Linked DNA regions of Homo sapiens: region 1 is linked to region 2. A link is a loop called in an ENCODE intact Hi-C map of the cell type or tissue named here. Cell type or tissue: dorsolateral prefrontal cortex. All regions are shown on one strand. Links, peaks and the distances in the headings refer to the core of each region. The heading gives the core; the rest is flanking DNA.

What was found. Hi-C counts contacts between places; a loop is a spot of excess contacts. Peaks named below come from ENCODE experiments on the same cell type or tissue, not always from the same donor. Only the 100,000 strongest peaks of a DNase experiment are listed, where the experiment ranks them.
Region 1: a loop joins it to region 2, with 2.8 times the contacts of the local background. A loop is called at or near these places in 4 of 110 quality-filtered maps.

What each region holds. Positions count from the first base shown.
Region 1 is chr1:39,329,938-39,334,332 of GRCh38, forward strand. It overlaps MACF1 (microtubule actin crosslinking factor 1), which reads left to right. Exons shown (of 101, transcript NM_001394062.1): 37 at 1,266-4,395. Among named protein-coding and RNA genes, the nearest start is that of MACF1, 130 kb to the left of the region's middle. In dorsolateral prefrontal cortex, for the core only: no CTCF peak of the experiment used is centred there; no DNase peak of the experiment used is centred there; H3K27ac peaks cover 2,701 bases.
Region 2 is chr1:39,264,090-39,268,484 of GRCh38, forward strand. The region is part of intron 6 of MACF1 (microtubule actin crosslinking factor 1); the gene reads left to right. Among named protein-coding and RNA genes, the nearest start is that of MACF1, 62 kb to the left of the region's middle. In dorsolateral prefrontal cortex, for the core only: CTCF peaks have their summits at 2,358 (motif pointing right) and 2,577; no DNase peak of the experiment used is centred there; H3K4me3 peaks cover 885 bases; H3K27ac peaks cover 1,891 bases.

The DNA of each region.
Region 1 (4,395 bases), core at 234-4,233, 66 kb after region 2:
AACAAGATTTAGAATCAGACCTTGATTTGTTTCTGGAACTCACTAGTTTTGTGACCTTGGACAAGTTACCTAAACTCTGTGCCTCATTTTCATTTCTTCAAACTAAAGATTCAAACAATTGTTTTCATAGGATTACTGTGAGAATTAAATGTCAGTGTTCAGTAGATCTAGTAATAAGTGATAGCTGTAGTCATGGTTATTGTACTACCCATTCTAGCCTGGATCAGAAGAAAAGTTACTAGTGGTTCCATAGGCAAGGGTCCCCAATCTGTTTCTTCCTTGACTTGCTACTTCCAAGACCTAGAACTAACTTAATTTAGAGCCATTGCCTTGGGAGAAGCTAGCATTGTCCAAGAATATGAGTATCCCACTTGCTAAATAGTTGCTTGAGTAGTATACACAGGCCTGTTTACTGGGATGCACAATTGTTCTGGAGCTTCTGGGCTGCATAAATCTCTCTTATTCTATGGACCAGTCCTGCTGTGCTCATCAGCAGGGAATTGCTACTTCTAGAGTCTTCTGTGTGGTTTGCAACACCAAAAACTTGTTGTATGGCGTTGAATTCTCACTTTGGGGGAACTGTTACGTGTCTTTAAGAACATTTATGATGATTTAGTCTTAGAAATAAGATTAAATCCTATCATTTTCACTGCTTACCACCCTGTAGAGCTTGTCACTCAGATATGCTTAATGCCACTATCTCTCAAGTAATCTAGGAACTTCTGACCTATTAAACATTCTGCAGTTTAGAAAAACTCTTTTTTAGTCTTAACACCGGGTGGCTTGCTTCAGAATATTTCCTACATGTTGGGGCTTATCCCATGCTGGGTTTTCCTTGTGGTCAGAATTTTATATACTGTAGTACTTTTTTTTTTTTTTTTTGAGACAGAGTCTCGCTCTGTTGCCCAGGCTGGAGTGCAGTGATGCAATCTCAGCTCACTACAACCTCCACCTCCCGGGTTCAAGCCATTCTCCTGCTTCAGCCTCCTGAGTAGCTGGGATTACAGGTGCGCACCACACCCAGCTAATATTTTGTATTTTTAGTAGAGACGGGTTTTTCACCATGTTGGTCAGGCTGGTCTCAGACTCCTGACCTCATGATTTGCCTGCCTTGGGCAGATTATAGGCGTGAGCCACTGTGCCTGGCCTGTATACTATAGTTCTTTGAATGACTCCTTTCAATAGTTGTGCTTTGCCATTGGCTCTGATTCAGTTTTCTTTTTCTTCTCTTTTCCTTTTTTTTTTTTTTTTTTTTTTTTTTTTAGGAATGCAGAGCAGTTGCTGGGGTGATTGACCTAGGCACAGTGGAGATATTTCCCATCTTCAAAGCCATGCAAAAGGGCCTCCTTGACCAAGACACAGGCCTAGTGCTTCTGGAATCTCAGGTTATCATGTCTGGCCTCATTGCCCCTGAGACGGGTGAAAACCTCTCTTTGGAGGAGGGCATAGCCAGAAACCTCATTAATCCCCAGATGTACCAGCAGCTCCGGGAGCTACAGGATGCCCTGGCCTTAATAAGCAGGCTTACTGAGAGCAGAGGCCCTCTTTCTGTGGTGGAAGCAATTGAAAAGAGAATAATCAGTGAGACAGTTGGACTGAAAATCTTAGAAGCTCACCTGGCAACTGGAGGTTTCAGTCTTTCCCCTAGTGAGAACTGTATTAACCTGGAAGAGGCTTTTCATCAAGGCCTCATTTCTGCATGGCTTCATTCAGTATTAGAGTCTTATCTTAGAACATCCAAGAATTTGATAGACCCTAACACAGCTGAGAAAATTGGTTTGCTGGATCTGATGCAGCGATGTATTGTCCACCAGGAATCAGGATTCAAATTACTGCCTGTCAAACAATTGGCAGGGGGGATGGTGAGCTTGAAATCAGGCCGGAAGGTTAGCATTTTCCGTGCAGTTCAGGAAGGGCTAATAGATAGGCAGGTCACTGTCCGGTTGCTGGAAGCTCAGCTTTTTGCTGGTGGCATAGTAGATCCAAGAACAGGACACAGACTTACAGTGGAAGAGGCTGTAAGACATAATCTGATTGACCAAGATATGGCCTGTGCTATCCTCATAAGGCAGCTTCAGACAGGAGGCATCATAGACACTGTCACGGGGCAAAGGCTAACAATAGATGAAGCAGTGAGCAATGATCTAGTAGCTGCTAAGATCGCCCTTGTGATTCTGGAGTCCCTCTGGTCATTCATGGGGTTGCTGTGGCCTGAATCTGGAGAGATCCTCCCAATTACAGATGCCCTAGAACAAGGTATTGTGTCTACTGAACTAGCACATAAAATCCTTAGTAACCGACAGCATATTAAGGCTCTGTTTCTACCAGCAACCACAGAGATTTTGTCCTGGAAGAAAGCAATAGAAAGTGGTATCCTGGATAGAGATCTTGCCAATAACTTAAAATCGATTTGTATACCTGATGTGATGCCCCACATGCAACTAGCAGACTCTGCAGAACAAAATATTAATCCTGGAGCAGCAGTTCTACCGTGCAGCAAGAGCCACCCTAAGGCCACAGCAAGCCAGAGTGAGAATCTGTTGTTCCAGCTGATGACTCACAGCTATATTAATGTGCAAAATGGACAGAGGCTGCTTCTGTTAGATAAAGAGCTGATGGAGACACTAACATCCAGAGATGAGTATCAAACAAGTCCTCCAAAAGTGGTTGAAATTGGGCATCAAAGGCAAAAAACTCCTGAGGGATTGCAAGAATCAGCTAATGTGAAAATCTCAGGAACTTTCAGCAGTGGGTGGACTGTGAGGCTGCCTGAGTTCCAGTTTTCTTCTCAGAACAAAGAATATCCCGATCGGGAAGATTGCACTACAGAAAAAGGCAAAAAGACCACTGTAGAAACAGAAGATTCTTCTGTAGAGAACCCTGAACAGGATCTGTTTGTAGAACAAAAAGAGAGAAATCCAAACATTGATGCTTTGAAGGTAATAAATAAAGTCAAATTAGAGGTACAAAGGCAGTTGATAGGTACCCAAAGGGAAGACCAAACAGCAGTGTCTGTCAGAGAAAATGCCAGCAGGGGACACCTCCTGACCATACCTCCTGCTGAGGCGGAAGGTGTGCCGTTGGTGGTTGACAAAGATGTTTTTTCTGTTGAAACACCAAAGAAAGAACATCAACCTCTAAGAAACACTTCCTTTACATGTCAGAATGAACAAGCACACACTCTTGAGACTGAATATATTCATGATGAAACTGGAGGATCTCACATAAAACCCCAAAGCAAAAAGTTACAAGTTCAGGTAAAGAAAACTCTAGGTATAAAGTTAGAACTAAAGTCTGAAACTGATGGGAATGTTCATCCTCTGGACAAAAAGGAAATGTTAAAGAAAACATTTCTGGCTAAGGATGACCATAAAGAAAGTCAAGAAGCACAGAACATCGCAGGTGGTAGTATGATGATGTCAGAAAAGACCGATGAGGAAGATAGTGGCAGGGAAATTTTTCTGTCATGCAGTCATCCATTAGAATTGCTTGAAGAAGCTACCTTAAATGTATTATCTGCACAGTTACTAGATGGTGGTATCTTTCATGAACAAACAGGTCAAAAGCTCTTACTAAATGAAGCAATATCCCGAGGCATTGTGCCAAGTCACACTGCCGTGAAGCTTATGGAGAAGCTGAACATGTTTCAGGGGTTCTTTGACTCTCAGACTTGTGAGTCTTTGACAACTGAAGAAGTCATTAATGAAGGTCTGATGGATGAGAAATTATTACATAATGTCCTCATGGCAGACAAAGCTATAAGTGGTGTCTTAGACCCCCGTACCCAGACACTGTGCTCTGTAAAGGATGCAGTTACAGTTGGACTTCTTGACAAGGAAACAGCCACCAGAATTTTAGAGAGGCAGGTGGTGACTGGTGGAATTATTGATCTGAAACGAGGCAAAAAAGTTTCAGTAACTTTGGCCTCAACTCTTGGCTTGGTGGACGTTGCTGACCAGCCAGAACTTATAAATCTGGAGAAAGCTTCCAAAGGTAGAGATGCTGAAAAAACAGTTAGGGAGAGATTAATTAGTTTACAAATGGAAACAACAGGACTTATAGACCCTGATAGTAAAGCACCTTTAACAGTTGTGCAGTCCATTGACAGAGGTCTTTTGGAGAGAGAGGAGGCCGTTCGTTTGTTGACTAAGCAAGTGGTAGATGGAGGTATCATTCACCATATATCTGGGATGAGACTTTCTGTTGATAATGCCTTCAGACATGGCTTAATTGGTGAAGATTTAGCCGAGAAACTCAAAAGAGTTGAGAACTTAAACATCCATCAGATTTTTAATCCTGAAACGAAGGAAAATATTTCCCTCCCTAAAGCCATAAAATTAGATCTTATTACCTCAGACCTGAAAAGAGAAATCCAGGAGGTTCAGGCCTTTACTG
Region 2 (4,395 bases), core at 261-4,260:
CTAATTTAATGTAAGTGGTGACCCCTGCAGCTGTGTAACACATCTATTATTTGTAACGTATTATTTAATTGTATGAATAAAACATTCATTGCTACAGTGAACATCTGTGTATATGCATCCTTGTGCCTATAGCAAAGAGGGTTTTGGGATTGATACCTGGACTGGAATTGCTGGGTTATATACTTTCCTTCAGTTTGCCTATATTTTGCCAAATTGCTCTCAAAGGTACTGTATGACTTACAGTATTGTATTGGGTAACATTTACTACTATTTGACATATTACATGTTTACTTGTTTATTTGCTGCCTGGATGCCTGCATTAGTATGTAAGCTTAACAATGGCAGGGATTTTTGTCTCTTGTTCTTTTCTTTGCCTGGCATAGAATAGGCAGTCAGTAAATATTTATTAAATGAATGGATTGTTTCATGAATTTGATCTTCTCAAAGCTTTGGAGTAGGTAGACCAAATAAATAGGCTGTAATGTCTGTTTTCTTATGCCCATTTCTCAGATAAGGAAACTGAAACACAGAGACCGACTGACTTTTTTGGGTTACACACCCAGATAGGATTTCTTTTTTTTTTTTTTTTTTTTTTGAGACGGAGTCTCGCTCTGTCGCCCAGGCCGGACTGCGGACTGCAGTGGCACAATCTCGGCTCACTGCAAGCTCCGCTTCCCGGGTTCACGCCATTCTCCTGCCTCAGCCTCCCCAGTAGCTGGGACTACAGGCGCCCGCCACCGCGCCCGGCTAATTTTTTGTATTTTTTAGTAGAGACGGGGTTTCACCTTGTTAGCCAGGATGGTCTCGATCTCCTGACCTCATGATCCACCCGCCTCGGCCTCCCAAAGTGCTGGGATTACAGGCGTGAGCCACCGCGCCCGGCCAGGATTTCTTGTCTTTTGGCTTTGTCCAAGCTTGTTTTAAGGTATAGGTTAAGATTTATAGTTCTTCTAAAAGATACTATAAACTCTTTATAGGCAGAATCTGACAAAACTAGTTTTCCAACCCTCAAATGTTTGTTAAATACTAGTGTATGCCTAGCATTTTGAAATTTTCAAAAAATGGGAGGTCTTAGCTGGCTAGACTTGAGGTTTACAGTTTTGTGCACTTTATGGCACTTGGTGCTTGGCATATAGATGAGGCACCATTTGTGTTTTTGGAATGAATGAATGAATGAGTTCTTTTGCTTTGGAGTCTTTCACTCTGGCTGTCTCTGTGGGAGACCTGTGGGCAGTAAACAGTTATCTACAAAAAGCCAAAGGAGAAGGCATAAAGAATGTATAGGCCTCAAAGTGTGCTTTCCCAGAAGGCAGCAAGTCTTGTGTTAAGAGACCAGGTTAGATGAGAAAAGGTCTTGGGGAAAGGTCTCGTAATCAGAATTAACTTAGTTGAAAATACATCTGATATACCTACTGAAAACTATAGTTTAGCCTATCTTAAATGTATTCCGAACACTTATATTAGCTAACCGTTGAGCATTTGGCCAAAATCATGTAACACAAAGCCTGTTTGATAGTAAAGTGTTGACTAGCTCATGTAATTTATTGAGTGCTGTACTGAAAGTGAAAAACGGAATGGTTGTGTGAGTACTTGAAGTACAGTTTCTACTGAATGCATATGGATTTCTCACCACTGGAAAGTCGAAAAATAAGCTGGACCATTTTAAGTCAGGGACCATCTATATCTTAGGATCCCCCCGGGGGCTGGGGATGTCTCATAACTTTTAGTTCCAGTAATAAATGGGAAGAAAAGAAATTTACTGTAGGTCAAGTACTGAGCCAAGTACTTTATGGACATTATCTCATTAACCTTGTCTACAATCCCAGTAAGTAGGTGGTAGTATGCACATTTTACAAGTAAGGAAACTGAACCATCTAATAAACTAGTTAGGTTACTTAACTTATGAGCTGGGAAGTTGAACCTAGGTCCACCTTACTGAAATCTCTGCTCCTTCCCTAGACCAGTTTTTCTCTGGAGCAGAAGGAAATGAAGGTCTGATTGGTCTGACATATGCAGAAATTTTAAAAAAAGAATAGGCTCACAGAAGTAAATTCTCAGAGAAACTCTACAGCAGTAGTAGTCATATTAAGCAGCTATTTCTCTTGCCTCTAAGTTTATTAGTTTCAGGATTTTGGTTTGCTTGTATGTCATTCATAAAATTCAAGTGCATCTTAAAGTTCCCATAGTTCCAGGTTTCTTCACTGGAGGAGTGAAGGCCTGGTACCTGCCTAGAGAACTTCATATTGTAATGTCAGATTCTTTGTTAATTAAATGATTTGCAGTAGCATGAGTTTCTCTCCCATGCTCTCTGCTTATTTCTTACTATAGTTTGTGATGGCCATAAGATGGTGCTGCAGTTTTGCAGTCAGCCTTAAGGATAAGGCTTAGGGGAAGAACACCTACTGCAGTTGTGAGGCAGATGGGACATCAGGAGGGTCTTAGAAGGGATTGTGTAAAAGCCGTTGCTTTAGGGCTTCTTGTTGCTTTCCTTTTGTGGTCTTTTCCTTTTTTTTTTTTTTTTTTTTTTTTTCAGGTCTCCAGGAAAGATAGTTAAGGCTATGCTAGTGTAAGTCTTTATGGCTTGCATGGAACCAGGCAGGCTACTGCTTTCTGCTGTGTGGCCTGGATCCTTTTGTTGTAGAATAAATAACTGCAATAGGAAAGAAACACATATATAATTTTATTCTCCATTCACAGCCCTTTGGGTTATAGTCTTTTCCCATATAGCAGATACTATACTAAAAAAAATTGGGGTGGAGGAATCTTCACTGACATCACAAGGTGATTTTTGAATCCGACTTTTACAGTCTGAAATTCAGACTTCCTGCCCTACTGCAATGGGAGTAAAAACCACCTGAACCTCTTTTTGGCAGCTTCTTCTCTTACTCCCAAATGGCAACAAGTGTTATCTCTTTGATTGAGCTCTTGGTCCATGCAGTCTAATTACCAATTCAGAACAGTGGGGGAACTTCTTATTTTACACAACTGGCAACTGAGTACAGATTTCCACTACTGCAGTAGTTAGAAGAGAGTAGTTGGGGTTGAAATTAAAAGTCTTAAAGTTAACAGAAGTTCATGTTCTGGCTTTGTCACTTACTAGCTGTGTAACCTAGGGCTATTAATCAACTTTCTTAAACCTCAGTTTCTTTTTTCTTTTTTGGAGACAGAGTCTTGTTCTGTTGGCCAGGCTGGAGTGCAGTGACATGATCTTGGCTCACTGCAACCTCCACCTCCCAGTTCAAGCAATTCTCATGCCTCAGCCTCCTGAATAGCTGGGACTAAGGGCGCATGCCACTGTGCCCAGCTAATTTTTTGTATTTTAGTAGAGACGGGGTTTCACCATGTTGCCCAGGCTGGTCTTAAACTCCTGAGCTCAGGCAATCCGCCTGCCTTGGCCTTCTAGAGTACTAGGATTATAATAGGCGTGAGCCACTGCGCCTGGCCAAACCTCAGTTTCTTTACCGATAAAATATAAAATAATAGTTTTGACCTCATATAGTGACTGTAAGAATTAAATGAGAAAGTCCATGTAAATAACTTTACACAGTGCTTGGCACACAGCAAGTGCAAAAAATATATTAGATGTTAGCAGTGGCAGCATCAATAATTACTATTGAACATTTTTGTCAAATATTGTTCATCAGAGACCCTGTTCATCTGTTGTATTTAGAAGTGGTATTCTTTTTACCAAGCACTCATTTACTGTACTCAAAACCAACTTCCAGATTTTTCCTGTCTGTGTCATTGGCTGGCAGAATTAACAGATCTTTCTTTTCTTTTATAGGAAAAAGGAGGGAAATAAATGCTCCAGAAGGCTAGATCTTTAAAGTCTGTGTTCCTTTTCTTAACTGTAAGAAGAAGGCTCTGGTTTCTTCAGGTTATAATTTCATTAAAATAATTTTATTGTTTTCTGACCTGAAAAAATTCAGAATATGTATATCTGCTTGATATTTTCTTTTGGGCATCTTGGTGCAACACTTAAAATCTATTTCATTTTGTAGTTTGGGAGCCATAATTGCAGCTTCACCAGGCTTGGTTCTTCTTGGCCCGGGCCCTTCCCTTCCCTTGCTGGTTAGTACCAGCCGAGCTGGTTTGCTTTTTCCCTTTTTGGTACTATTCTCCTCCTCCTTCCTCCACGTTACCTTCTGCCACGGCCTCTCTTCTTTTTCCCTCCATTTTCAATTTACACTTACATTTTCCCTCCTCCTCCTGGCCCTCCCTAGTTTTTCCCCTCCCCTGGTTTCTAGCTCCTTTTTGCTTTCTGTTTGTGTTACTGAGGGCAGTGCTCCAATTACCTCATATTTGGAGAGAGGAAGCTGCAGCCAATCCGGTTTCTGTCTGCTTTTAGGTCAAGTGATTTCTGAACTGCAGTGAGATGCTTTGAATTTGTCTTGT